Regions from separate parts of the Mus musculus genome. Here all the other regions are linked to region 7. Evidence: chromatin loops called from intact Hi-C (ENCODE). Cell type or tissue: left cerebral cortex. All regions are shown on one strand.

The links. A loop is a pair of places that touch in the nucleus more often than their neighbours do. Peaks named below come from ENCODE experiments on the same cell type or tissue, not always from the same donor. Only the 100,000 strongest peaks of a DNase experiment are listed, where the experiment ranks them.
Region 1: a loop joins it to region 7, with 8 times the contacts of the local background. A loop is called at or near these places in 26 of 42 quality-filtered maps.
Region 2: a loop joins it to region 7, with 6 times the contacts of the local background. A loop is called at or near these places in 5 of 42 quality-filtered maps.
Region 3: a loop joins it to region 7, with 4 times the contacts of the local background. A loop is called at or near these places in 4 of 42 quality-filtered maps.
Region 4: it touches region 7 in a loop (6-fold over the local background); 12 of 42 quality-filtered maps call a loop at or near these places.
Region 5: a loop joins it to region 7, with 8 times the contacts of the local background. A loop is called at or near these places in 22 of 42 quality-filtered maps.
Region 6: a loop joins it to region 7, with 3 times the contacts of the local background. A loop is called at or near these places in 2 of 42 quality-filtered maps.

The regions. Positions count from the first base shown.
Region 1 is chr7:137,476,247-137,480,246 of GRCm38, reverse strand. No RefSeq gene overlaps it. Among named protein-coding and RNA genes, the nearest start is that of Glrx3, 41 kb to the right of the region's middle. In left cerebral cortex, a CTCF peak has its summit at 1,810 (motif pointing left); DNase peaks (open chromatin) are centred at 1,778 and 2,107; H3K4me3 peaks cover 229 bases.
Region 2 is chr7:138,430,936-138,434,935 of GRCm38, reverse strand. No RefSeq gene overlaps it. Among named protein-coding and RNA genes, the nearest start is that of Tcerg1l, 35 kb to the right of the region's middle. In left cerebral cortex, a CTCF peak has its summit at 2,196 (motif pointing left); a DNase peak (open chromatin) is centred at 2,160.
Region 3 is chr7:138,396,196-138,400,195 of GRCm38, reverse strand. Tcerg1l (transcription elongation regulator 1-like) reads left to right here and starts at 2,466. Exons shown (of 12, transcript NM_183289.3): 1 at 2,466-2,875. The coding sequence starts at 2,543. In left cerebral cortex, CTCF peaks have their summits at 1,577 and 3,897; DNase peaks (open chromatin) are centred at 2,952, 3,196, 3,660, 3,791 and 5 more places; H3K4me3 peaks cover 1,982 bases; H3K27ac peaks cover 401 bases.
Region 4 is chr7:137,601,747-137,605,746 of GRCm38, reverse strand. No RefSeq gene overlaps it. Among named protein-coding and RNA genes, the nearest start is that of Gm51411, 50 kb to the left of the region's middle. In left cerebral cortex, a CTCF peak has its summit at 2,497 (motif pointing left); a DNase peak (open chromatin) is centred at 2,495.
Region 5 is chr7:138,732,543-138,736,542 of GRCm38, reverse strand. It overlaps Gm30874 (a long non-coding RNA gene), which reads left to right. Exons shown (of 4, transcript XR_870037.2): 4 at 2,412-3,165. Among named protein-coding and RNA genes, the nearest start is that of Gm30808, 34 kb to the right of the region's middle. In left cerebral cortex, a CTCF peak has its summit at 2,095 (motif pointing left); a DNase peak (open chromatin) is centred at 2,088.
Region 6 is chr7:138,524,281-138,528,280 of GRCm38, reverse strand. The region is part of intron 2 of Gm30751 (a long non-coding RNA gene); the gene reads left to right. Among named protein-coding and RNA genes, the nearest start is that of 4930543N07Rik, 28 kb to the left of the region's middle. In left cerebral cortex, a CTCF peak has its summit at 1,947; a DNase peak (open chromatin) is centred at 1,957.
Region 7 is chr7:138,825,961-138,829,960 of GRCm38, reverse strand. It overlaps Gm30874 (a long non-coding RNA gene), which reads left to right and starts at 1,064. Exons shown (of 4, transcript XR_870037.2): 1 at 1,064-2,205. In left cerebral cortex, a CTCF peak has its summit at 1,921 (motif pointing right); DNase peaks (open chromatin) are centred at 1,651 and 1,947.

The sequences.
Region 1 (4,000 bases), 1.3 Mb after region 7:
TCGGTTCTCTTGGGGGCCAGTGATAGGCATTAAGGAAGCACCCAGTGGAGACATCACTTAAGAAGGCAAAGCTCTAGCCCAACGGTGGTGGCACACGCCTTTAATGCCAGCACTCGGGAGGCAGAGGCAGGTGGATTTCTGAGTTTGAGGCCAGCCTGGTCTACAGAGTGAGTTCCAGGACAGCCAAGGCTACACAGAGAAACCCTGTCTTGAAAAACTAAAAAAAAAAAAAAACAGAAGGCAAAGCTCTGGCCCCCAGCTTGAGTCCGCTGAGCAAGGGCACTGGCTGAGGCTGATAGGGGATGCCAACAGGAACTACATCTGTGTCCCGAGAACTCTTGACATGACCATAGCCATTAGAACATAGAACAGGGCCAGGACCAAGGATAGATAAACCCAGAGCAACCATGCCACCCAGACCCAGCCTTTCTTACCACAGTGACCAGGCTACGGTGAATGGCTATCCTCAGTATGTTTTGGCAACAGGGTTTATCCTAAACCTGTCTTGTTTTGTTTTGTTTTGTTTTGTTTCTCCTTTGAAATATTCCGTTTCAGAAAGACTAGAATTGGGACACACACACACACACACACACACACACAGAGGCCCCTGTGTATACCACCAGCCCTGCCTCCCATCCTTCTGTGGCCACGCCTCCCACCATTCCATGACCACTCCCTCCCTCACTCCCTTGGCTATTGTAGCTAAACTTTGCATGGAGAGAGATAAATGGATATCTCCCTCCAGACAGGGTGCCAGCAACAGACCAAAGAGCCAACACCCCCAACGTCTACCTTAACTAATCATTACATTTAACTGGAGTTACTTATAGGAACATGAACAGTTTATGGGCAGCCACACCTCCAAAGAAGAGTGCCCCTAACTGTTCATCAATTATATCCTTCTCTCGAGTACACCCTCCTGAGCCGTACCCTATCAGGCCCACCAGCCTTGAGGGAATGTTAGTGGCCAAGGATCTTATGCAGATAGTTGGAACTGCTGATGATTTTGAGACGGCCATGGTCGTATCGTGCCCAGAGAGCAGAACTCCGCAGCAGATATAAAATACCGGTAAGCACCCCCTGACATGAACGAATGGCTAGACAAAAGAATAAGCAGGGTAAAGGGATGAATATCCAAAATTTTCCCAACAGAACCTCAGTTTTGCACCTCCCCCTAAAGATGCCTGCCCTTCAGGTGTGAACTGTCTCCAAGCAACACAGCATGGAAAGGGGAAGAGAGTTGCGTCACCGTGAAGACATCCACAAACTTCTTCAGGCCGTGACAGATCATAGGGACAGTACCATCTCATGATGCAATGAGACTGTGGCACCTTATTCTATGGCGTGTCCTCTGTGAAGTGGAGCTGGGAATAGGGGTGAGGTGTTCCACATATACACCTGAAAGCCTAGGTTAGGCTGATGGCTATCCACCAGGTAAGCTTCACTCCAGAGGGTGGATGCTGGCTCCCGCAGGGTGCAAATCAGCAGTGCCATCTAGGTGGCTTCCAAGGACCAGGAGATTGGGGGCAGGGTGAGTGGGGGTGAGGATTAGCTCTGGTATTCGAATAGGAGGCAGCCACACAGGTCTGTGAACGCTGCTCCCCAGCTAGTCAACCTAGATTTTCCACACGCTTTCTCTGTAAAGGAAAAAGGGAGGTAGAATTTCAAAACAAGCGGTTCCAAGACTCGCGCGGAGGCGAGGCGGGAGGGACACACCACCACCGCACTCCTGTCCATGCTGTGCTAACCTTGGTCCTCGCGCGCCCCCTGGTGCCCAAAGTTCGCTCTTGCAGACTGCGCGGTTGATCGGCCCGCGGTGCGCAGCGACCTCGCGTGGACACACACGGTCACCACCTGCCGCTGCCTCCTACAGCCAGGAGCTGATTGTGACATTCATAGACCAGTGGTGACCAGCTACAGAGGATACCAGGCTAGTTCCTGCAAAGTTACAAGTAGACATCGGGGACAGAGAAGCTGAGTTAGCACAGGAAAGCCCGCATTGCCTACCATTACCCGCCTTGGGGTTGAGGAGTGACCGCTCCCCCAAGCCGTGTCTGGACACCAAGGGCCTTCAACAGTCAAGGACAGGGACTCCAGTCAGTCAGGCCGGGATCCAACCTTGTCCTGACACTAACATCTCAGAACTAGGCTAGAACTGGGCCAGCTAGGCAGCCACACAGGGAGCAATTGGACATCCCTGGACCATCGGGGATCCAACAGTGTGGGGATGAGCCCTCCAGAGTGGCCCATTTCCCAACTTACTGCTCCAGGAGCAGGCTGTGTTAATGGGGCATGCACTCATCTCTGCAGACCTTCAAACCACAGGCAATGCTGGTTTCTTGCAGCTGTGCATCCTCCCTTGTGCATACCAAGGCCTTGAGGAGAAAGAATGTAGATCAAAACTCAAAGGAGGTGCCAATCAGCGCTGGGGGAAACTAGCACCCAGAGGGTTACTTTCTAATTCATGTAGTAGCTATCTGTCGAGGTGCCTGGTCAGGGATCATCTGTTTGGTCCTGTGTTTGGGAACTCAAGCCTATGCTCCCGGCTGCTGGAAGTGCACACCCCACCTTCTGTAGAGTTATCCTCAGCTTTGGCTTCTCTTATGCCAATGAAGAAGATCCAGCCCCTCTCATCCTCTACCTACCATTGACCTGGACCCTTGAGAACTACAACTGTCCTCCCCCTCAAGCTACATAATTGGACTATAACTCCACATCCTGTCGGGGATACGAGGTCAATTGGAAGCATGGCTGGAGATCTAGGGTCAAATCCCAGCTACACCAAGTACTGTGACCTTGTGCAGTTTGTTTAACCTATTCCCCCCTCTACCGTAGTGTTGAGACAGCAGTGACTCCCGATGAATTGAGTGCTTGGGTCACTGCCTGACAATACCATGTGTGTTGGCTGTTTTAAACCAGCTATAGGTATAAAGTGTGCTCTGTCAGGAAGGATCCCTGAACAAGGCTTCCCCCATGACAAGTGGCACTGACAGTCAAATGCAGAGTCCATGAACTCCTTGGTCAGGTGTAGGGAGAGAGCCACAGAAGATCCCAGCAGGCTAGCCCATTCTCCACCATGACACATGATGGGAAGAATCTTTGCCTGTGGCCTGAGCATCCCCAGGCTGTGCACGCAGAGGACTCTGATGCTGTCGCCCCCAACCTCCTGTCTCACTTCTAGATTCACCATAGGTGCAGCAGCTTGGTAGCAGAGCTTTCTTGATGGCAGTAGGACCATATCCCAGTATAGAATCCTAGTGCACCATGATGCATGGAAGCTCAGGTCCAGAGCAAGACCCAACAAGGTCACAGGGTAAGTGGTATAGCTGGGATTTGGCCCTGGGTCTCCTGGCTCCTAAGGCCCCTCCTCACCCTACCCCCAGGATGTGAGGAGTCAACAGCTCACTTGTGTATCTTGAGAGACACGACAGTTACAGTACTCCAGGATCAAGGCCGACGGTGGTCAAAGGGTGTGAAGAAACCACAGGCTACACCCGGCAGAGGTGTCAGCTCAACAACCACATCTCCCTATCAAGTGGCAGTGATGTTGCAGAGAGCAAGAACATCCTGAGCACGGCAGCCCCAGAGCTTGCGACTTTGGTGAGATGCGTGTCTTGTTTATACTAACCCTCCCCTTTCACCAAGATACCGGAAGCAACCCACCCACTCACAGTCCGTGTCCTGCTCATCCCACACCAAAGGAAGAGTGTGAAGGGGGCACGCAGACCAAGCTAGACCCACTCAGTGCAGTATTCCCACCGTTCATTCCCACAGAGGCTATGCTAGACAAGTGTGCCTTATACAAGTTAAGCATTCTTGTGCTGTGTTTAAGAATCACTGTGCAGGTCGAATCCACTGTCTCCTGCGTGAGATACGTTTCGACCCGGAGCGTGATTCTTGGGTGCACGCCAAATCGGGAATTGAGTGGGGGTTTCCCCACTGGGTTCTTTCATTTGGAGGTCCCACCGAGATCTGTGTGACACCCAGGAACCCCGAAAGA
Region 2 (4,000 bases), 400 kb after region 7:
AAGAGAAGACTCAGAAACATGGATTCCAAGGTAGAAGAAGAAGGTTGGCTGAGGCAGATGTGGAAGTAGAAACAAACAGGGAGAGATCTGGCTGTTGTCACTCATCGTGCTGGGATAAAGCTCACCCTATTCCTGCTCCTGGCTGTGAACAGTGACCACCAAGGTCTGGATCATTCCACTATCCCTGTCTGTGTGTGCTTATGTTCGAATCGAGCATTCAAAATGAATCGGTCTTCAAAATCACTCCCCTTCCCTGAATGATCGAGGAGCACGTCCTACAAAATTCTTAACACATGCCCAGTACAAATCCATAACTCGCAATCCTCAGTCCTCATTAGATTCTAGTGGCTCAGTCCTAAGGGATTAACTGAGAGTGAACACTGCATTGAGCCTCTAGTTCCACTGACCAGGGTTCAAGCAACGCAGAGAGAGACAAGGCTGAGGATGTTCTAATGAGGATACCCAGCCTGCCACCCTCAGCTCCCAGCTATTCTCCTGCCCACATCCTTGAGGTGCCATTACTGCCCTCTACACCAGAGCTCATGGGTAGTGTTTGAGTCTCAATGTGAAGTACCCATCATTGCCCTTTAAAAGAGCTATATCCTCCTATCTGAAGAAACAGGATCTGAAGAAACAGGTTTAACCATAGCCAGTTCTTTGATCTAAAGGCGCTGCTACCACACCTCCAAGACTGTGGATATTTGAGTCTTGGCTGAGCCAATTACACATGAGGTTTAAAGGCCCATCTTGAAATACTGGTGATCTTTGGGATCTTTTCCCTTAAATTAAACTTGCCACTTGGTGACAGGCCTTCCTTTAACCAACTCTGCTCATCTGCAAGGATGCTGAAGTCCAACCAAGTCTCTCAGAACCATATCTTGCGTGAGCATTACTGAACAGACAAGACAGAGCTTAAAGAGTCGGACTGTTTCTGCTTTTCCTATATATGATGAGTGTGATTTCACCCAGTGCAAGATGGACGGACTCCTCTGCCCCCAGGAACCCAAGCGTATTTCCACAGCTACTCAGTCACCGTGGGTTAAGGTGGTGTGGAGAAGAACTTCCCTCTTGGGATTAAGCTTTGGGGACCTCTAGCTACAGTGGGATAACCACAGCCATGGAGACAGATATATCTGCTGTAAATAGTTTCTCTTCTTCTCATTCCTTCATGCTGAGCTTCTGCCTGGTCTTGCTGCTCAACCCAGTTGGAATCTTCTCTCATTGATATGTTATAAACTGAAGGGGTATGCTGTACTGAACTAGATACCCTGCAACAACCTCCACTGGAACATGCCACACATACAGGCTTGTGCATGGATATACACACACAGCACAAAACTATATACACAGAGCCACACGTACACAAACATATGTACAACACAACAGGCATACATGCATATGCACATACTTGTGTGAACCCACAAATAAATATACACAAGCATGCCAATGTATACACATAGATGTACACACCCATCTACAGATACATGCATACATGAGAAAAAGTATGTGCACATACATGAACACAGAGTATACTATATTGCTGCATGCTCCCACATGCGCACATGCATACACCATCAGCTTCAGCTAGGTCAGAGAGTCTCCTTGGTGTGATAACCAGAAAATCCATTGGTGCAAGCTCAGTCTGACACATTTTCTGTGATTACACTGGAGAAGCCACTGTGGCCATGGGCATTTTTGTCATCTGATGTGTTGACAAGATTGCTGTGCACCGTTATATGATCACTACTTAACAAAGAGAACTTTATGTGCTTTGGGGGATTTCTCTAAGTGTTTTTCCATCTCAATTTCAAAAGAAAATCTACTCTGTGTGCAAACCTTGTGAAGAGGCAATCACATACCCTGGGACATAAAAGTGCTGAGGCAGGAGAATGTGCTGGAAGCCTCAGAGGGGAAGGCTGTGCATCTGGCCAAGCCACAAACACCAGTGTGTCCAGCCTGACTGCTAGAGGTTTTTGTGCTGTGGGGGACACTCAGATCACAGGTAGCTGTGAAGCCTGGGCGGGTGCCTATCCACACAGTGCAGAAAAGTTCCTTTGAAGTGAAGGAAGCTGTTCCTTGATTCATTTGTTTGGAAATTTCCAGTGTGTACTACCTGAAGCAATTCTGTCATGAGACATTGAAATCATCACGTGACAGAGAACACAAAAGAAAAGAACCCTCAAAATTTGGGGCCCCCTTGTGGTACAAGGTATGTTTACTAAATGTTTCTATCATATCTTGGGGCATCAGTTCTGCCTTGCACAGCCATCCTCTGGGGCCGAGTGAGTCATGTGGCCCCTCCATGCTTGCTCGGGTCCAAGAGCTACAGGCAAGCTCCAGGGGAAGGTCAAAACCCCTCTTTCTCCATGTGCCACAGATAAATGATGATGGTGGCGCATGCCTTTAATCCCAGCACTTGGGAGGCAGGCGGATTTCTGAGTTTGAGGCCAGCCTGGTCTACAGAGTGAGTTCCAGAACAGCCGGGGCTTTACAGAGAAACCCTGTCTCAAAATAACCAAAAAAAAAGAAAAAAAGAAAAAGAGAGAGAGAGAGAGAGAGAGAGAGAGAGAGAGAGAGAGAGAGAGAGAGAGAGAGAAAGAAAAAAGAAAGAAAGAAAGAAAGAAAGAAAGAAAGAAAGAAAGAAAGAAAGAAAGAAAGAGAGAAAGACTCACAAAGACATCGGCAGCATCTGCCTAGTCCTGTCTTTCGGTCACATCATCAGGAGTGGAGCATTTTACCTTGTAGAAACAAGGCGGCAGACAAACTAAATTAGACAGCAGTAGACAGTCACCAACATTGAATTCAAACACCAGTGGGGAAAGCCCACCACCACCTTCTTCCTTTTGTGGGGAAAACAAACTGTCCTCAGAGCTGGGCATGTTTGGCTGAGAGCTGGATGGTCAGAAAATGGGGAAAAATCTTTCTTAGTGTGGAAGAGGAAAGTGGTTGTGCTGACTGCGCGCATATCTGACAGAGGTAGAGTTTCACTGATGCTAGAAGAAATACCATTCCCACTCACCCTTCTGTTGTTAAAGTAGCTTTGTGAGAGTGTGTTCCAATAACTATCGCCCCCCCCATTTTTATTCAATAACTAACAGTTGTATCAAGTCCTTTTGCCAGGGTGGGCATTCAAATTCCTTCTTCCTTGTCATTTGAAAGCAGCCTAGGCCACCTGCAGAGCTGGAAGGAAGAAGCCAGAAGCTGTTCTCTCAAAATGACAGAGAAGCAAGCCTTGTGAATGGTTGACTGGTTTTAAATGACTGACACATAATTAATAAGGGGGATGGCTTCTGTTTGCTCAGTGTCTTTACAAAGCACAAGAGGTCAGATCACACAACAGCCACTTGGCAGCTTGAACTCATAAAGGTCTGGTTAGTCCCAAGAGGTGTCAGGATTCCACATTAACTCCTTGTGGTTTTAATGAGCTATATGTGTGACAGGGTGATTCTGTGGTTTTCTGTTATCAAGGCAAGGGCAGCCATGATTTCTCTAAATGCAAGGGTTCAGCAGCAGTGGCAGCACTGTCTGTCACTTGTGATAATCATGATGAGTTCTGGGTCTAGCATCAGGCTATCACCCAGCACATGGAAGCCCACACAGTGTCTGCTGTGTGTTTGTGTCACTCATGAGAAGCATCACACTGGGTCAATGTCAATCAAAGTGAGGCTGCAGACTGTAGAAATGAAAACCAAATGGATGTACCTTCATCCATGATGGAGCTTTGCTAGCTGTCATGTAGAAGCCATCTCCACAGAGGTAGCATGGCCCCACAGTGGTCTTGAACCCTCTCTGGTTGACTCTTGTCATGGTGCCAGCAGCATTAACATGGATAAAATTCTGGGCCAGTTACAGACTTCAGGCTCTGGTTGACGAGTTGTCCCTGAGCTCTGTGGTCCTTTCTCCTCGCTCTTGACTTCTATCAACTTCTGGATAGTTAGAATCTTAGTGTTAAAAGCAAGCAGAAATGGCAGGTCAGGGAGAGGAGAGGCTCTGTGGTACT
Region 3 (4,000 bases), 430 kb after region 7:
TCTCCTAAGTGGGTAGCTTAAGATCAAAGAGGGCTGGTCTGCTGGCTTCTGACCTTCAGCTAATGCTGCCTGACTTGATGGTAGTATCCGCCTGTACCACCCTTATAGTTCTTATCTCTTTGACCCTTAAGCCATCCTCATGACACACAAGTAATCTTCACAGGAGTGATCATGGAGAATCCTCTTAAATAACCAGGAAGCCCAGGTGCCCAAGAGGAGAACTCACATCCTCCAGGGTATAAAGTTGTTCCTGGATTATATGGGGGCTGAGGCAAAGGCTGGGGAGTCGATGAAATGAGAACCTGAAGGAGGATTTAAACTCCCTTGAGCCTCCTCATAGCAATTAACTAGTGGGAGCTGTTTTTTTTTTTTTTCCTTTTTTCTGTTACTCAGACTCCAGCACAGAGCATGATGTAGAAAAGTGACTCCAATATTGAGATCCTTGGATAGTGTTGAGCCTCTGACAGTTGACAGAAAAAGAGGAGTGTGACCATTGGAGGCTCTTTGAGCCTGCTCTCTCTTTTGAGTCAGGAAGTGCCCAAGGTGTCAAGGCCTTTGAACACCAGCCCAGACAGGAACTTAACCTTTAGCCAAGTTGCCTAGCAGAGGCCTTGAGTGAGAACCGGTGTAGAAGCCCCCCAGGATGGTAAGTACCCACAGATTTGGGGTGACTCCCTTCCTTCACTCCAGGAGCTAGAGGTGCTGCAGGCCTAAAACTTTGCTTTGCTGAGAGTACACACAACCCAGACAAGGCCACTGGGAATCTTCTATGCCCCCAGGTCACACCATGAAGGAATGAATGGACCCTGTTCTACTTCTCTAAGAATACAGCTTTGCACGCGCAAGCTCTCGAGGGGGGATGGGGGGAATTAGTCTACCTAGCAACTGGCACAACATCCCAGTTTGAGTGGGAGCCTAGAGAGCAAGATGGCCACATAACATCACCTGTGTACATACAGAAGTGCAGCCTCCAGTGGATGATACCACTGCTCCAATCTGCGAAGCTTTGGGGCTTTACATGGGAAATAATCTTGTCAGTACTTTGGCATCCAAGAAAGGGAAAACCTCACAAATTGTAAGTGGTTTGGGTGGAGAGAAGTAGCGATGTGCCAGCTATGTAAATCAGCATATGTTGAGACAAAAAGAAATTGTGACAGGTCAGGAGGAAGTTAGAAAGGTAGGCAAACCAGGAAAACGAGGAAGCAACCCTACCTAGAAACTGATTGGAGCCAAGTGGGTGCTTCTATTTCTACCAGGAGGGGCTGCGAACGGGGTGAAGGGTGGTGAGTATGTGCCTGACCTAGGTGTGTCTTTGGATGTAGCTGTGCGGACTGCACTTTCCCGCCGTCAGGCAGGCTTCATTGGCAAGCTCCTGCTTGGTACCAGAAGTTGGATGCCTAGGGTTTCAGGTTCTTTAGCACGTGACAGTCTGTGCCCTGCCGCCGGCACAAACTGTCTAGGACTGGACTGGGGCTGGAAGCCGTTACCAGTTGATGTCAGAGGATCTGATGGAGAAGACCTGGCATTGGACCAGTCTACCCAGTGTTCTGCGCAAGCTAGGTCAGCACAGGGGCTGGGACCAGCGCCGCCTGGCGGAAACTGCTTGTGATCAGAGCGAAGCCTGGCTCCGCCGGCTTAGAGAAAGGAAGCTCCGCGTGGAACGAGTGGAGCAAGAGATTCTTTGACCCAGACACTTCTTGCGGCACAGCAGCTTATGGCGAGGCATGAAGGAACTCAGTCCTGTGCCCGGAGGGATTAAAAACAAGTTCACCGAGGCCAAGCCCTCTAGAAGAAGTCACTTGTGTTGTGCCTTGCATCAGAGAGAGGGTAGAGGTTGGGAGTCTGTGGGTTAAAGCAGAGGCAAAGGAGGGCGCTGAAGCCAGCAGATAGCCAGAAAGGACTTTAGACCCAGTACTAAAAATTCGGGTTTCCTGGCACAGTGAACCTCTAGAGACTTGGGAAAATATTTTGCATATTTATCCAAGAGAGAAATCGACCCATGCCTAGAAGGGTCCGGGACTCAGCTGGCGTCAACGTCTGCAGTCTAGTATTCCCTCTGGGCCCTGGGCCCTAGACTCACTTTAAATCAGGTAGATCACGCCGGGGCCGCCAGCTCCGCGAGTGGCGGGACCTGCCCGGTTCCAGCGCAGCCACCTCGGCTTCAGCTTGCCATTAGGATCGCAAGCGGGGTCTGGAGCCCCTGGACCCTCCGTGCGCACCGTCAGCTAGAGCAATTGGCCACCAGTAGCGACAACGGAGTGGGCTAGGGATCACAGTAGAAAAAAAATCAGCCGGCTGGGTTGGGAGCACCCCATCGTGCCGCGCTGTGTCCCCGCCTCGGGGGTCCGGATCTGTGGGCGGGGACTGGGGCCCCGCCAGGCCCGGGGCTGGCGCGGGCAGGAGGAGGGGCTCCAGAGCGGGCCAGGGGCGGAGCGAGCGGCCGCGTCGCGCAACCAAGTGAGTTCGCTCCGAAGCCCGCGCCGCCGCCGGCCCGCACCTCGGGCGCCCGCCGCCCCCGCCGCCGCCCGCGCGGGGGTGTAGGATGCTGGCGGGCGCCAGGCTCCAGCGGCGGCGGCGGCAGCTACAGCAGCCCCAGCAGCCCCGGTGGCGGCAGCCTCTCCCGTGGCCGATGAATGCAGACCCACCGCCACCGCCCTGGGTTTGGATGGTCCCCGGCACCGCCGGGCTGCTCCGGCTTGGCGCCGGGGTCGCGCCCCCGCCGGTGCTGTTGGCCTCGGCGCAGCCTGCCTCCGCCCCGTTGCTCCCGCGGCTGCCGGGCTGGCCAGCCCCGGGAGAGCCCCTGCTGCCCCTGCTGCCGCTGTCCTCTGCGCCAGACCACGCCGCCGTGCACCATTATCCCCTGCTCCACGGACAGGTAACGGCTCCAGCCCTGATCCCACCCAGGCTCGGTATTGCGGGTCCCTTCCTATCCTGGGGCTGCCCTGACCCTCGGGTTGGCTCTTCTCCGTTCCTGGGTTGTCCTGGGTTCTCCATACCATCAGGACGCAGCCGCGCATTCATACATTGGCAAGAAAGTTCATGCTTCGACGTCCGGTTTTGCTTTGGCAGTCTTTTTTTTTTTCCCCAATATTTTCCCCTGGCTCTCATTAGACCGCCCTAGATCCCGCATCCCTGGCTGAAGCCAAACAGCCTGGACCCAACTTTCCCCGGCGCCGGGCGCTGTCCAGAACGCGGTCCTGAAGTCGCTGCCTCCAAGCAGAGCGCTGCAGCCAACAACCGTGGCTGCCATCGCCTCGAAGTTAATACTTTTACAGTCTCCACCAGACTTGAAAGCAAGCTGCAGATCAATAGCTATTTCTGATTCTGATCTGGTCCCCCTACTCCTTCACATAGATTCAGGGCAGTGCTTAAGAGAATTCCAGCCACGGAAGGCAGCCTGGAAATCCTGCCATGAAAGCGTCTTGTGTGGGGAATTCCTCTCCTGCCCTCTGAATTCCCTCAAGCCAGATCCTACTTTAGAAGAGTTTGGCATGCAGAGACTGGAACAGCAAAGAAAAGTGACTGCACCTTTGATTGATGGTGTCGTGGTGCAACCTTTCTCCTGGCTTCGGCCAAATTCCTCGTTCACTATCTGTGCGAGTGAGTTTGAATGCAGGAATAGCTTGCATTTCACGCCGAAACGGATACCATTAGCACATTCAAATGAGCATTTTGTCACAATATACCTTTTCATTATTTTAGCCCGGTACCACCTTGTGACTTTTTTTTACAAGACGTCATGAAACTCCCCGTAAGCTATTCCTTAGACTTAACGATGCAGATACATGCTGTACTGGGCATCCTATCTTGATGTGTGATACACATAGTAGTCAGCTTTATTGGATAAGCTCTGCTAGCTTTTGCCATGTTTAGGAGGGTTGCCATTTCAGAGTGTTACCACTAGAGGTACATAATGTCAAGAAATCCCCCAAAAACACCCTGTATAAATAATTTTTTTAAAAAAAATTTCAGAAAAAAAATCTTAGCATTAGTCTTTTGA
Region 4 (4,000 bases), 1.2 Mb after region 7:
CACAGGGCTACCAAGCAGACCCAAGGCTGGTGGAGATCGTCGGACAACCTTGTCGAAGTCTTTTGCAGGATAACTTTGTCCCTGAAGCTGAGCCTAACAATGGGCTCATGTCACAGTCTATCTTGTCTGACCAATTCGTCCTCTCCTATCAGGTTGCTGGCTGGCGAGTGTTCTCTGTGAGGACAGGGCACTCCCCTCAGGTGGAGCACCGCACCGCCATTTCTGAGGACAGGTTCTACTCTCCAGCTGCAGACCTGGCTAAGCTCTCTCTGTCTGTGATGATCTATTGCTTTAAATGTCCATTAACTGTATAGTTCTTAACATGATTGGGCCAGCCCCCCAGTAATCGGGACTGAGGCCCACTAGATTTATTTATTCAGCTTTAGCACAATTACTGGCTGAATTACCCCTCATCTATTTTTCCAACAATAGATTGACTCCATCTCCAGCTACATTCCCTGAGTACTTACTGTGTGAGTCTCACCTGGGTTATTTCTGCTCCATCAGTCTATCCTCAGGGGGCATTTCACTAAGGCACGTGTTCCTGATCTAATGGAGACCTCCTGCCCCGTAACAGAAGCCCTACCTACTTCTATTCTCTCTAATAATTTGCTATAGCCACTTTTATTTAACTGATCACTTTAAATTAGGGAGCAAGGTTTACACAACGAATGTCAGTGTATGTGAGAATTCACTCATCTGAGGACAACCAGATCTTGGGGCTCAGAACTTAGCATTTGTATACACAGCACTGGACCAAACCCCAACACTGATCTGCACACAGGAGCTACAGGCAAGGCCAAACTGTAGCAGATAAATGAGATTTAAAGATGAGCTGTGCAGTCAGTAACCTGCTCCCATGCACACAAAGCCCTACTCCTCCAGGGTGGTTAGCATGGCTGGACCAGAGGGTCTCGGGGATATACACAGGATGGCACTAGGACTCAGAAAACCCTAAACAAATCATGCATACTGGACCTATATATGGCACCTACGTTCTGCCCCTTGGCCAGTACCTTTCTCCTCTCAACCTCAGGATCACCTCCAAACCAGAGATTACCTCCGTACCAGCCCATCAGTGCAAGCTCTTCCTTATAGCCTTCAGCCAACAGACTGTGTGGAGCTTTGCCTACTCTCTGCATTCCCTTCCAGGATGTCCTTGTTCCTCTGTGTGCTCCCAGCCCCAGCCCAAATGCACACACAGTCTGAACACTCAAGGACTATTAACTTAAACTGAATCTAGGATCTGTAGCCATTAAACCTAAAAGCCAGAGTGCTGTATTCCAGGGGTCCCCAAAGCCAGGCCCTGGGCTGCGTGGATCCTCTTCAGCATCTGTGTGCAGGCTCCTAACAGGAGCGGATGGCTACAGCTTGGCTGGTATCATTCAGTTACCCTCATCAGCCAAAGTGCTAAGTGTCATTTCCTAGTTCCACAAATGTGCTCAAAGTCTTCATTTGGAAAATTGAATTACGTTAAGAGATTCTGCTTCCACACAGCCAGAGATAGGAGTGGTACATATATATGTCAGCAACAAAATCAAATCGCATTCCCAAACGCCGGCTTGGGGAGTTTTAATGCTTTCTCCATAGTCTGCTTTCCTTCCAAAAAAATATTTCTCACACATTGGCTAAATATCATCTTAACTTCGAAGGTTTGGATTAAATGTATTGATTTTTGCAGAAATATATTCCAGGCATCATATTCCAAGACCCTCTTGTCATCATAGAAAAGAACGGAAATTTTAAAATACATTCTTTTATAAAAGAAAAATTATGTTTAGGCTAGATAAATCTTTTAACTGCAAAATATGCTCACAATGATATACCAGTCCATTGCAAAGTGCTGTAAAGTTTTTTTACTTTATTCCAAAGTTCTTGCTTTTATACAGTAAGTCAGTCCCATGACTGAGTTTCTGCCGGTACTTTGTACACTTCCAGGCGAGACTCTCGGGAGGCACATTCTGCTGTCTCTGTAACAGTCCAGACGTTCTTCTTTCTCACTGAAGCTTAAGCACCGGGGCTTTGGGCTGATCTTCCCAGGGTGTTGTCTTTATTGAGAGGCTATGTAAAGAACATGTGCTCTAATGGTTAATCTTGCTTGTCAGTTTGATAGGGTTTGGTCATTAACCTCTGAACATGTCTGCAAGAGATCTTCCAGATTGAGTTCATGTAAATAGGAAGAGCTACCCTAAATCTGAGTGACACCATTCTGAGCGCTGGGGTCTCTGGCTGAATAAAACAGAGTATTGCGACGGGCTGGAGAAATGGCTCAGTTGATAAGGGCACTTGCTGTTCCTCCAGAGGACCCGAGATAGGCGACAGTTTTAGGGAAAATAAGCCACACCTGTTCTCACACGGAGCCCTGCTTTGTGCCTGGTTGATGAGGATAAACTGGGGGCTAGGTGGATGCTTCAGCCTCCTGCTTTCCTGTGTGTCCAGCATCAAGCAGAGGTGGCAGGTCCCTGGAGGTGGTGTGTGCTGAAACTGTGTCTAGAGCGCCTCCTAGTGGGAACATGCAGCGTGATCGCTGACACACTGAGGATCTGGAGCCCGGCTTCCCTGAGCTCCAGAGCTGGATCAGCGCACCACTCCTAACCTAACCCTGAAGACTCAGAAGGGAAGGTGCCTGCTCTCCTCATAACTCAGGCTTTCTCGAAATTTGCATACTGTTTCTGAGGTCACATTTGTGAATTTAAAGAAAGGAAGAAAGGAAGAAGAGAAAGGAGGAGAGGAGAGGAGAGGAGAGGAGAGGAGAGGAGAGGAGAGGAGAGGAGAGGAGAGGAGAGGAGAGGAGAGGAGAGGAGAGGAGAGGAGAGGAGAGGAGAGGAGAGGAGTAAAGTTCTCCATAGCTTTTTAGTGTTTGTTCCGTTTCTGGTTTAGAAAAAACATATATATCGCTGAGGGTAAAACTCAGAGAGAGACGCAGCAAACAGCTCGCCACAGCCCAGTCCGCAAGGCGCTGTAGGAAAGTGCCAGAAGAATAAAGAGCCACAAGGCCAGGGCGTCCTCCTCCTGAAACCAGATCCAGTCCGATCCCAAGTTTGGCAGGAGCCAGTGGGGTGATTAGAAGGGAGAACGAACTGGGGACCTGTAACAGTTATTGATGTTGGAGAAAAAGGGCTACCCAGACCCAGCCGTGAGTATTGGAGGTAAAGAAGGATAATGCCAGCCCCTGAGACACCCTCCCAACAGTCACCATGCTGCGCACTTTCCCATCAAGGAACCATCCAACCTCTCTGTGACAGCAACGGCTCAAGGCGAGATGTGGAAATAAACAGCTCTCCATTGATAGTGGCCGCAAAGGAGATGCCCTGGGTCTAGCTCCTAGATGTATGAATGTGGGTGTGCTTAGAAAGAAGGGCCTTGCTCATCTAGCCACATTACAAAAGAACAGCCAGCCGGGCAGTAGTGGCACACGCCTTTAATCCCAGCGCTTGTGAGGTAGAAGCAGGCGGATTTCTGAGCTCGAGACCAGCCTGGTCTACAAAGTGACAGCCAGGGCTATACAGAGAAACCCTGGGCTGCAGAGAAACCTTGTCTTGAAAAAAACCAAAACAAACAAACAAACAAACAAAAGAACAGCCTGATTTAAGGTAGATGCTCTGCCCAGTGAATGGTGCCTTTATAAGACAAAGAATGCTAGGGCTGGCAAGATGCCTCAGTGGGTAAAAGCACTTGCCACAGACATCAGACCTGGAACTAGATCCCTAAAACCCATTTAAAAAAGCCAAATGTTGTGGTACACATCTATGACCTCAGTACTCCTAAGGCAATAAATGAGACAGAGGCAGGAGTACCATCCACAAGCTACAAACCAAGCTACCCTGGAGTATGCAATATGGCAGAAATTCCAACAAAGATGGACAGCCAAAGGTTGTTCTCTGACCTCTACATACTCCCACAATGCACATACATAGACACACACCGACTCACATACATACATACACACATGCATACATACACACATGTGCATACACACAAAAACAAATTTATAAACAAG
Region 5 (4,000 bases), 93 kb after region 7:
CTTATGATAATCTATTCCTGTATGCACTGTTGGAACAGCTCGTCTTCCCAACTGGAAGTACTCTGAAACTTGTGTTAAAATTGTGTTCCTCTCAAAGGGCCCCCAATGGAGAAGCTAGAGAAAACACCCAAGGAGCTGAAGGGGTATGCAACCCTATAGGTGGAACAATATGAACTAACCAGTACCCCCAGAGCTTGTGTCTCTAGCTGTATATGTAGCAGAAGATGGCCTAGTCAGCCACCACTGGGAAGAGAGACCCTTTGGTATTGCAAACTCTATATGCCCCAGTACAGGGAAATGCCAGGGCCAAGAAGCAGGAGTGGGTGGGTAGGGGAGCAGGGCAGAGGGAGGGCATAGGGAACTTTCGGAATAGCATTTGAAATGTATATAAAGAAAATATCTAATAAAAATTGTGTTCCTCCAGAGAGAATTAAAAAAATAATTTCACATTTATTTGTATGTGTATCTCTGTGTTTCTGTGTGTATGTCTGTGTTTGTGTGTCTGTCTCAGTCTCTCTCTTTCTGTCTCTCTGTCTCTCTCTCTGTCTCTCTGTCTCTCTCTCTCTCTCTCTGTGTGTGTGTGTGTGTGCCTGTGTGTGTCCATGTGTCTTTGTGTCTGTGTCTCTGTGTGCATGAAACATAGGGCACATATGGAGGTCAGAAGGCAATCTGTAGGGATTAGTTCTTATCTTTCACCACATAGATTTGCTGAATTAAACTCTGTTGTCAGGCTTGGTACAAATGCTTTTACCTATTGATCTATCTTGTGGCCTTTTAGAAAGAATCCCTCATCCCCTTCTTCTCCTGGTTTGGCCCACAACCTTGGGGACAGAGCCAGTGGCCCTGGATTCTTTTCATTTTCTGATTCTGTATTTCCATGGGTATTCTGGCCATGCTGTTAGAATCAGATTCAAATACCATGCTTGCTCTTCACGTTCGGTCAGGAATGTGGTGGTGGTGGTGTGTCACTGAAGCAGAAATCTGTGCCCTCCTCCTCAATACCACACCAACAGTTTTTTCTTTCTACTTTTGCTTTTGGGGGCTCATTTCTAGTGTGAGGGACTCTGTTTCTGTTGGTCTTTGTTGTTTTGTGTCCTCTCTTACCCTGCCTCTTACTCCTTTACCACTTTGTAGTGGCTTAGTTCTGGCCTTCTGCGTGGAGCCAGCTCGTCTTGGGACGGTAGCACCGTGGCCTGAACATCTATCCCAATGTCGACAATAGTGCTTTGCTCACTTTTGACATTTCCATGTGTCACAGCTCCTTGTCCCAACCCAGAGTGGTGAATGCTGAAGCCTAAGTGGACATCAGCAGCTGAAAAGCTTGGGGGAGCCTGTGATGGAAGCTCGGCCATCGCCTCCCATCCTGGGTGATTCGGTACATTTACTGGTCGCATCAGACCACAGAGTTTTAGTCCCATGGTTCTGCAGGCTTGTGGCTTCTCAGCTCTGACCAGCAAAATTTTCCTTTCTGCCCCTTATCTTTGGAAAGCAGGCTATACATCATTACATCTTTTGTGGTTTTATTTGCACCTGCAGCAGAGGAGGTACTGGGAGTGGAGACCAGAGCATCACTCTGACTACAGGTTCAAAATAAGGTCTGAAAACTACCTTGGTAGCTGTTGCCTTGAGGGCAGAACCATCCCCATATGGGTTCATTCCTCCCGGAAGAGACCTTCATGTCACTGGTGAGAAGAGGGGCCTGCAATTCCTGTGCAAATCCTGGTTCTCTTGCTTGATAACTGTAATCACCAGCAAATTGCCTACTTGGGACAAATTCCTGTCAAATTCTGAAAAATCAGTCAGCAAATATCTCCTGAGAAGCAGATGTGTAGGGGGCGTGGGATGGCGTGAAGAAGCCTTACCTGAGCCGTGTGCACATTAGGCAGCTTGAAGAAGGGGCACAGGGATTATTGATCAGTTGACCTTGACTTGGGGATATTTTCCTGGATTGCCCAGGTGACCTACAGAATTACATGGGTCCCTACAGATGGACAGTGGAGCTGGAGAGCCAGTCATTGCCAGAGCAAGGTAGGATTTGCTGTGTTGCTGCCTCTGAAAACAAAGTAACTGTGAACCAAGAGGCGCAGTGACCCCTGCAGGCTGGAGAAGGCACATGCTGGGTCATGCCGTCTCAGGCGAGCTCCAGAAGGAAACCTAGATTTCAAGTGTCTGCCAATACTTGATTTCAGCCAGCGAGGCCTGTAACAGACATTGGGTCTCTAGCACTGGGAGAAAGTAGTCTGTGCAGAGTTGGTTATATCATCTATAGATATCAGGTACTACCTTCAATGGCAAATCACGGAGCCAATCGAGCCATGTGATTTGACTTTGGGTGCAGAAGGGACAGCAGGATCTGCTTTCCTCTTGTCCATCTTGGCAGTATGGCCATGGAAGCACCTTTCTTTCTACAGATATTTGCTTTCAGAACAGACGTTCCCCACGGACTCTCTGAAGAACCAGTGCGCAAATGCTGTCAACAGAAATCCAGCTCTGGTAACTGCTCTTGGGCTATGTGGTTCCTGGCCCAGACAGAGGACTAGAGGACTAGCCCACATCTGACAGTGTGGCTGTGGGGCCTGAAGCTCTGGCGAGGACACTCAGACAGAAGAAATCAGAGAGCTACCTCCCGCAGGAAGCACAGCAGAGTTGAAGGCCAGCCCAGGGGACGTCTTGGTTCAGACTGTGTATGTGGTCTGTGCATGTGCATGTATGCATGCATTTTCTGTATGTGTGTGTTGTTTGTGTTATTGACATGTTGTGTATATACACACACACATGGTGTGCTTGTGCTATGTGGTACATATATGCATGTTTGGTATATATGAGTATTATATTATGTACAGGTACAGTGTGATGGGATGTATATTATGTGGGTATATGTTTTATGTTTATTGTACATGTGAAGACACGTGTGATTCATGTAGTGTTCCTGTGCATGCATGATATAACATATATGTATATATGTGTTACATGTGATATGCTTTAAGTATGTGTATCTGTCTGTTATATATTTTTGGTTTTTTGTTTCTTTTTGGTTTTTGTGTTTGGTATTTTGAGACTGGGTTTCTCTGTGTAGCCATGTCTGTAGTCCAGGCTGACCTTGAACTCAGAGATCCACCTGACTCTGCCCCCCAAGTGTTGGAATTAAAGGCATACATACACCACTACCATCTAGCTGTTATGTATTTATTAATATGTGTATATTATGTGTATATGTTACACACACACACACATATAAAAGTGTATGTATATATGTGTGTATGTATACACATACCTGTGTGGTATATTGTTTGTGTGTTTGGTGTATGCATGCCTGTTGTGTAGGAGTATGTGTGTGTTGTATATAGGTGTATGTTTTTTTAGCTACTTATATCTGGAAGGTGCCATTTGAACATGGAGTCCTCTGAAAGAGGAACTTGTCTTTATATCTGCAGGGTCATAGGGTAAGGTCAGTCCTGTGTCTTTCCTACCAAGGCTGTGCTCACCTCTGCCCTCTGCTCAGTTCCACTCATCTCAGGGCTACACACAAGCATACACCAAACACACCGACTCCTAAAAAATCTACTCAAGCATTTATTCATCCATGTGATCAGTACTTGTTAAGTGCCAACTATTTGTATAGCAAGCACTCTGCGGGAGCTGGGGTACAACAGTGGGCCAGCCAGTTGCCTCTCTGCCTTTTCATTAGCCTGTAGTGGGAGGCAGTCAGATGGGGCCTGTGTAGTCCCTTGTCCAGGAGCTGCAGGCCCAGGAGGAAGCAGTCTCTTCTTGGGTTTGGCTGGAGGATAATAGCAGGTATTAGTGTCTAGAGACCTGAATTCCAGGGGAAAAAATGTTTTGGAAGAGATGGAGCCTGCAGCAGGCAAATATGTCCGTATGAGTTCCTGATATGCTGATAAGCAGAACGTCAGCCACCTCTCGTGAAGTTCCTGTCCTACCTGCACCGACAGCTTTGCTCAGGAAGGCACTGTGCACTGTCAGAGAGCTTGCTTGACTCCTC
Region 6 (4,000 bases), 300 kb after region 7:
TGGGAGGATAGTAAACAAGTAAGCTGTGGTTAAGCCAGATGACAGACTGAAAATCCTAATCAAAATAACAGGGGGCATTGTGCATCACACGGATGCAGGAACACAGTGCAGAGCCACAAAAATGGGTTAGCTTCATGGTAACAAAGAATGCAGACTTCATTCCATCCCATAGCCACTGGGACACTACTGCATCCTAATGACAAATTAGAAGTGGGGAGACAGGATCAGCAATGCTGTTTTGATCTACAGAGAAGGTACAAGGCAGACCACAATCCAAGAATAAAGAAGGGCAGGTAGGTGGCTGCAGCATGTCACCATGTCCCAGAGTGGAGACTACTAGTGGGACAAGTTCTGGGTCAGAAATCCTGGCCTCTGATAGGAATTTCTGGGGCTAAATGTGGGTATCTTAGAAGGAAGGCTGGGATGGTGGGCCTTTAATATGAGGAGAGGCTATCCTCCCTAAACTGGGACCAACATACCTGCTGAAACATAGGTGTACAAATAAGGGGTAGATCCGGATCAACCATTGGGGATCAGATTGGGATTTCCCATGAGGGACTGGAAAGAGTTGGAGGGGAATTGAGGTCCAGTGGCTAAAGAGAGCTTAGTAGGAACTATGAATGAAGGGGAGGATCCCAGCTCTGAGAGGAGTAGTACATTTTTGATCTGGCTTATCATTTAAGTGTGAAATCACCATATTGAGTATTGAGTATTGAGGTCCATACAGAGGAAGGTACGCAGGGTTTGGGAACTAGAGACATCAACACACCGTGTAGAGTTGAATTGACAGGATCTCTGGCTTCAGTGAGGAGGGTAAGGCAGAGGCTCAGAAACCCCCAAGAATGACCAGTGTATTGCTGAAAAAGGTAGGGGCCAGGTTCCTCGCAACTACCTGCTGCAAAGTCCTCCTCTTGGTTTTCTTCCTTTGCAAAGGGATCTAAGGAAAGAGTGTGGGGAGGAGGAGCAGCAGACAGGGATGGTAAATGGCGCTTTGACAGGAATACAGTCACTTTTAGCAATGGTGTTGACTTGGGGTGTGTGTGCTGATGACTGTTAGAAGATCATCACTTGAAACCTAAGTAAGACTATTTGTAGAGTTTATCTCAGAAGCCACATGTCACAAAGCCTTCTCCAGGGAGGACCACGTCTCTCAGAGTCAACTTCTGAGTGATCTATCAGAAAAAGAAAGGTAAAATTCCTTGGTCACCAAACTGAAGAGAAAAAGATGAAGAGGAAACAGAAGTCTATGCACACTGCTGCTGGGACAAAGACTGGCATAGTCGCTTTAAAGAGTGGTTAGCACCTTCAGAGAAAGTTAAACACATCCTTGTGACATAACCCAGTGATTCTACTCCAAGGACTCCATCGTGAAAAATGAACATGTGTCTACACAGACAAACACGTATATTGGAATCTTTGTAGCAGCATGATTACTAAATACCCTACAGAACAGACCATCCGAACGCCTATCAACTGAAATGAATACAATTTGGGGAGCTATACAACAGAGCACGGTTTAGCAATAGAGAAGATCGGTTCACCCAACTCCCAGCTTCTCAATTGCTGTTGGGCATGGTGAAGAGAGGGAGAGATCGGTTCACCCAACTCCCAGCTTCTCAATTGCTGTTGGGCATGGTGAAGAGAGGGAGAAAGACAGCGGAGACTGCCTTGAGGGATTCCCTTCCACAGTACACCTAGAAAGAGCCCATTTATCAAGAGAGAAATGCCTGGTGGTTTCCTGGGGCTAAGGGTGGTCACTGAGATTGACTGTGGCTTAGTGGGAGCCATTTTGGGGGTGACAGGATGGCTTTGAACATGGTTTGTGGCAATGGTGGTCTAAAGCTATGTGTTCACTAAAGGAAGCTGCACTGAATCCATACAGTAGAGAATTCCGATGTCCAGATGGTGTTCCAGGAAAGCTGTTTAGGCAGCACAGTGGCTCCTCCATGCGGCAGATTAAGGAGTGCTTTGGCTTCAAGCCTTTTGCTATGACTGTCCATCTGGACAGCATTCTACCACTGAAGCAGTGTTAGGTGCTCCTAGGAGTTCTGGAGCCCCTGTCTGCAAGAGTACCTACTCTTAGTCCTAACAGCAACCACACTTGTCTCACAACCACTTGTCTCCAGGGAGGCCCTTTGACAACCACCAGCCTCCGGAATCTCTGCCCAGTAAGGCTGGAGTCACCACCCCCTCCTAGCGTGACCTAGGGACAGTCCAGCTTTGCTAATGGCTCACTCATCTGCTTATCTTCATTTTTCTCTTTTGTCTTGATTGTTGCTCAAGGAGGTGCCTCCCACGTATCAAGTGGTGATGTATGTGGTAGCATTCAACAATAATGGCTGGACCAGTATGGCTCCCTGTGACTCTAGGTCAGGGGCAGAGACTCTTTAAGCATTGTTCTGGTCTGCCCAAGCTGAGGTGCTCAGGACTACTTCTGGTTGGGACCCATCATCCCCTGTCCTTGGGTTCTTGGTAACTCTTCCTGAGACGATGGCTCCTTAGCAGTTGTATGCTCCACAGCGTCATAGATGGAGGTTTGGGGTGGAGTCGGCCCTGGCTAGAAGTCTTAAAGCTGCTCACACACAGGCAGTTGCACGGGAGACTGTGGAGGCTCACGTTTCCAGCCTCACCTGGGGAGGAGGAGTACCATAGAGTGTTCCCGCAATGCTCTGGAGCTGTGTCTTCTCTGAAGCAGACATCACATGACCCAGTGGGGCTGTCTCCATGGAACATGGAAGCTCACTGTGTGCCTTCATTCTGAGACATTGATTTTCTTTTGTTTTTAACCATTACAGACTCATTTAAAAATAAACTTCATAGGATCTGAGTTCACTGCTCCCTAGGGACTGTTTTGACCACTCGGCATATTTAATTCAAGTTTTCAAACCTTGCAATTATTGGTTTTCTCCTTTGACTGTAACATCTCCTATGGAAGCTGCATTTGTGGAATACAGATTCTGAGACAGGCTTTTGAAGCCAGAGACTCAGCTCTGTCTAGACTAGACGGTGGGGTTTTTTGACAGGAAAGCATTAATGTGAAGCGTACATGCTGAGAGTTCATTCAGTTTTCTTTCTTAAGCACATTTTAGAGAAAGTCATTTGACCAGGAGAACTTTGGATTCAGGCTTACCAAGAGCAATGCACATTAGTCAATGGGTGACTGACTGGCTATACACCTGGTTGGTTGGCTGAGCCTCCACTGGTCTCCCAACTGGATACATGTAAAAATAACTCTTATTGGCCCGATGTAATTGTCATGTCTGAGCCTTACTGCCTCCTTTTGCTAGCCTGGGCCTTGTACTGCAAGCTTCTAGCCTCCATACAATTTAATTTAGGCCTAGAATGTTTTCAGCCTCGGAGATTTGCTAAGTAAGTTTGCCCCTTTCTAGTTCCTTCTGATCTCTGGCTGCCTGGTTCAAGTCAGCAGTTCTGACTCAAAACTCCTCTCCAAGATGACTGAGATTCAATCTGGCTTTTCTGAGGGTCCTCTGAATTGCTATTCTTGGCTTCAAACTAACTCTAGCAATCTGTTCTAATCTTCTGATTCCTTCTCATTCTCTGGCTAGTTCTGTCTTCACCTGTGTCTAGCTGTGTCTCTCTTCGATCTGTCTCTGTAAAACTTGCCCAGTAAATAAATCAACCTCTCTCTCTCTCTCTCTCTCTCTCTCTCTCTCTCTCTCTCTCTCTCTCTCTTTCTCTCTCTCTTTGTGTGTGTGTGTGTGTGTGTGTGTGTGTGTGTGTGTGTGTGTATGCACTGCTCTCTTAAGTACCTTCCCTTCTCTCTTCTTCTCCTGAGAGTTGGGCAGATCCTATTATGTTGTCTTTCTCTGATTTGTCATTTTGTCTGCCACTTAATTAGACATCACTTTCAAACATCGGTGCTTCCTTCTACAAACTAACATTACCTTCATTGTTTGGGACTATATGTGTGTACTATGACCATGACTATAGTGTAGCCAGAGGGATTAAAGGTGTGTACTAAGGGCTGAGCCATGCTACA
Region 7 (4,000 bases):
GCACGGCGCCACACGGCTTAGCCAAGCCAGAGCTGCACGGCGCCACACGGCTTAGCCACGCCAGAGCTGCACGGCGCCACACGGCTTAGCCACGCAAACGCCTGCCAGGGGCTTTTGTTTAGTATCATTGTTATTGTGTGTAGCTGTGGTATATGTATGCGTGGTGCATATGCACAAGCATGTGTGCAGAGGCCAGAGAAGGATGTCAGGTATCCTGCTTTATCATTCTCTGCCTCGTTCTTTTGAATCCCAAGCTGGCTGTCAGTAAGCTACTGTCTCTGGCTCCACTCCTACCCCAAGTGCTGGGGTTACAGGCTGCACACCTGGGCATGCTCAGTCTCTCGCATGGTCACTGGGACCCAAACTCATGTCTTCATGTTTGTCTAGCAAGCTTTCTCACTGCTGAGCTATCTCACCAGTCCTTGTCAGGGGCTTTAAAAATACTGCTTCTTAGGTTAGATGTCTCATTCCAGAACTCTGGAAGCAGGCACAGGAGGGACAGAAATTCAAGGTATTCCTTAGCTATAGAGCAAATTCAAGACTAGCCTGGGTTGCATGAGGTACCCTCTTCCCACCACACACACACACACACACACACACACACACACACACACACACACACACACGCATGCGCACGTGCACACGCACGCACACATGGTTTCTCATCTGAAGTTGTGAGCATAAATAGCCATGGACACCACGGACCAGGGAACCAGGAAGCTCCCAGAAAGCCTCCTGCCAAATGCATTCTGCCTTCTTGCACTCCTTCCTCCCAGGGTTCTGCAGGGAACGGCCTCCTGTTTGTCACCATAAATTGAGCATGCTAATTTTGGGCAGCATTAACATGTTCATCAGCTCTGACTTTTAAAATATTTAAGTTCACAGCAGTTCAATTTCCCCCCTCAAATGGACGAAGAACCGGTGTTGATTTATTCAGCCTATTCAACATAATTGTAAGGTAAGGTTTTAAATGCAGCTTATTAACACTTTTAATAGGGTGAAAAAAAGAAACTTTCAACTGAGATGAAATTCAGGCATAATAATAAAAGCAATTATGAAGGCTTTAAGAGGCGAAAGGTCAATGCTAGGCCTTATGTGGATGCGAGTGGAGGTTTAAACAGTAAACGTGGATTTATGTCACTTGAGATTGCTCACCAGGGGAACAGCAATGCCATGCTCTCTAGCTAGCCTGATGAGTTTGCTTTCCACCTTTTCTGGGGCTCCAGAATGGTGGAGCCCCAATTTGCTGTTTAGTGGGTACATCCCAAGCACCTGCCCCTGAGCAGAAGGGTAACCTCCTGTGTTGCTCCTCACTTCCTGCCTTTGGGATTCCTCAGTGCCCAAGAGCTGCCGAGGAGACTCGAATCTACACGTTCTCCAGATGACCTTGGACCACAGGCTGGAGGGTCCCATGAAGGAACGGCATTCTGGAAAGTTCTGTGTGTAGCCCAGTGTGTGCTGCTAGCTACACACAGCTGTTGAGGACTTGAAATGTGACTCCCGAGACCAAGTTAAACACTGCATTTTATTTAGCTGTAATTAATTTGAATCTAAACGTGGTGGCCATATGTAGTTAGGGGTTAGTACTGGAATATGCAGTTTTAGTAGGAGGCTTGAAGTGGACCTCTCTTTATAGAACTGTAAGGAGCCTCCAGAGCATCTGGTCTGGTTTCTCCTTTTAATGAAGACCCAGGCTACCATCACTTTGCATGCTCAGAAAATCGACTGCCCTGAAGGGCCATGGAAATGCTACCTTTGAGTGGCGAACAGGCCATCTCTGTAGTGGCAAGTCCACCCTTGACCACCACGCTCTTTGATTCTTATAATGAACCAGCTTTCTGTTATCTCCACTGATGTACATTTAATTATGAACAAATGTTACAGGACGAAGGTACGACGTTCCCAACAAGTGCTTGTACTGAGGCTTGCCGACCAGCAGGTGGCGCTGTTGAGAGGCGATTGCCTCAGGAGGATGTTGATTTCATCAGAGCTGGATGTATTCGCTCCTAGTAATAATTAGGAGGTGGGACCTGCCTGGAGGAAGAAGTTTGCTGGGTGGTGTCTTTGAAGGGTGTACCTTGTCCTTGGTACCTTTTGTGCTATCTTTCTCTTTATTGGCCACGATGAGTTGAGCCGGCTCTGCTTCACCCCACGTGGCCCACCATGAGGCTCTGATTGACCATAGTCCAGGAACGATGGAGACAGGTGAGCACAGATTGAACCATCTGAAACTGCGAGTCCAAAAAACCTTTTCTTCCTTTGTTTATTGAAGGTATTTTGTCACAGTGACAAAAGCCCAACTAATAAACCAGTCTCTGGCGACTTATAACCCCATTTGTTCTTAGCGTCTTTAGAAGTCTGGAGCCTGACTCTTCCCAGGCTCTTGTAGGAACATGGCACATGTTGGTGAGTGTAGTGAGCGGGGGAGGGTGGGGTGGGGTGGTGGTGGTGGTGGTGGTGGGGTGGTGGTGTGGGAGGGTGGTAGTGGTGGTGGTGGTGTGTGTCTCTGCAGGTGTCAGACAGGGAGGTGAATCCTGGGAAGAAATAAAACTGAAAACCCATTGCAGATTGACTTCATCAACCTGGATCAGACTTCGGGGTGTTAAATACCAGGCGGTTTATTCCCCATGTATTTAATTTCCTGGTGTAATACAGTCCCTGGTGCATAAGGAGGTGTAATTACACTAAAAATCAACTCAGGTATGGTATTCATGACATTTCTTCCAAGAAGATGGGTTCTAGAGATGGCTGTCTATACTAGCAAGGGCCTAAAGGTCTAGCCTGGTCTTAGTCATACAGATAGCATAGAGGTCATTTTGGTTATTAGCCACCCCTGGTCCACCCCTTGTGGGAGCTTGGAGGAGCTTCTGTCTATACAAGAAACACAAGGGTCATTGAGATTGCTAGCCACCCCTGGTCCTCGGTCGTGGAAACTTGATATGGCCTGTCCCAACAGACAGCGCCGGGCGCCAGGCTGTTAGTTACTTCCAGTTCTCAGCTTTCTGGACAGAAGAACAGGTTTCACATCTTTCCCACTGCCTACTTAGCATTCCTGGTTTCTCTGGAGATCTGTGTGTGCAAGGATCTTTGTTCTATGATCTTCATTCTGTGCTCTCAACGAGGCAGGGCTTGGACTCCAAGGCCTTAAGAGGCATCGGGCAGTTTTTATAAAAAAGGTCATAGTTGAGGACTCCATAGTTTTCCTGTGGGAACAGAACCCCTTTCTCTGGTACATGCCACTCAACATTCTATCTTCCAGGTTCACTCACACAGCAGAATTTCATTCCTTTTTAAGGGTGCGTAGTGTCAAATTGCATGGATAGGGCAGGCTCCGCACAGTTATATACAGCTCTGAGTGTTTGTGTCACACTGACACACGACCCCCAGCACATTAGTATTGAGAGATTGGGTCTTGAGGAGGCATCGAGGTCACAAGGACCAGGGCCTCATGGGCGTGGTTTGTGCCCTTGCGGAAAGAGCTCTTATCTGTCCTTTGAAAGTCACGTGTGTCTTCTACCATGTGAGGTCAAGAGTGGAGCAGACAGCAGGCCTACTAGGTGCTGAATGTGTTGGTGACATGAACTGTTGCTGCAGGCCTACTAGGTGCTGAATGTGTTGGTGACATGAACTGTTGTTTATAAATGACTGAATTTATGGCATTTTTGTTATAGCAACCTGAACAGATCAAAGCAGCATATTCCCCATCTATTCACCTGTCACTCACCTACTGATGGGTACTTGGGCTCTGCATGATGGTGTGGTGAACAAGGTTTACAAATATGTGATTCAGTCTCTGCTTTCAATCCTTTTTTTTCCCCTTCTTCTTTAGAATCGGGAATTTGAAACAAGGGTCACGTTCAAGCTAAGCAAGTGCTCTAACCACTGAGCAACACCTTGGCCCTGCTACTTTCAATTTAACCAGAAATGGAATTTCCACATCATACAGTAATTGGGCTTTCAGTGTGTGTGTGTGTGTGTGTGTGTGTGTGTGTGTGTGTGT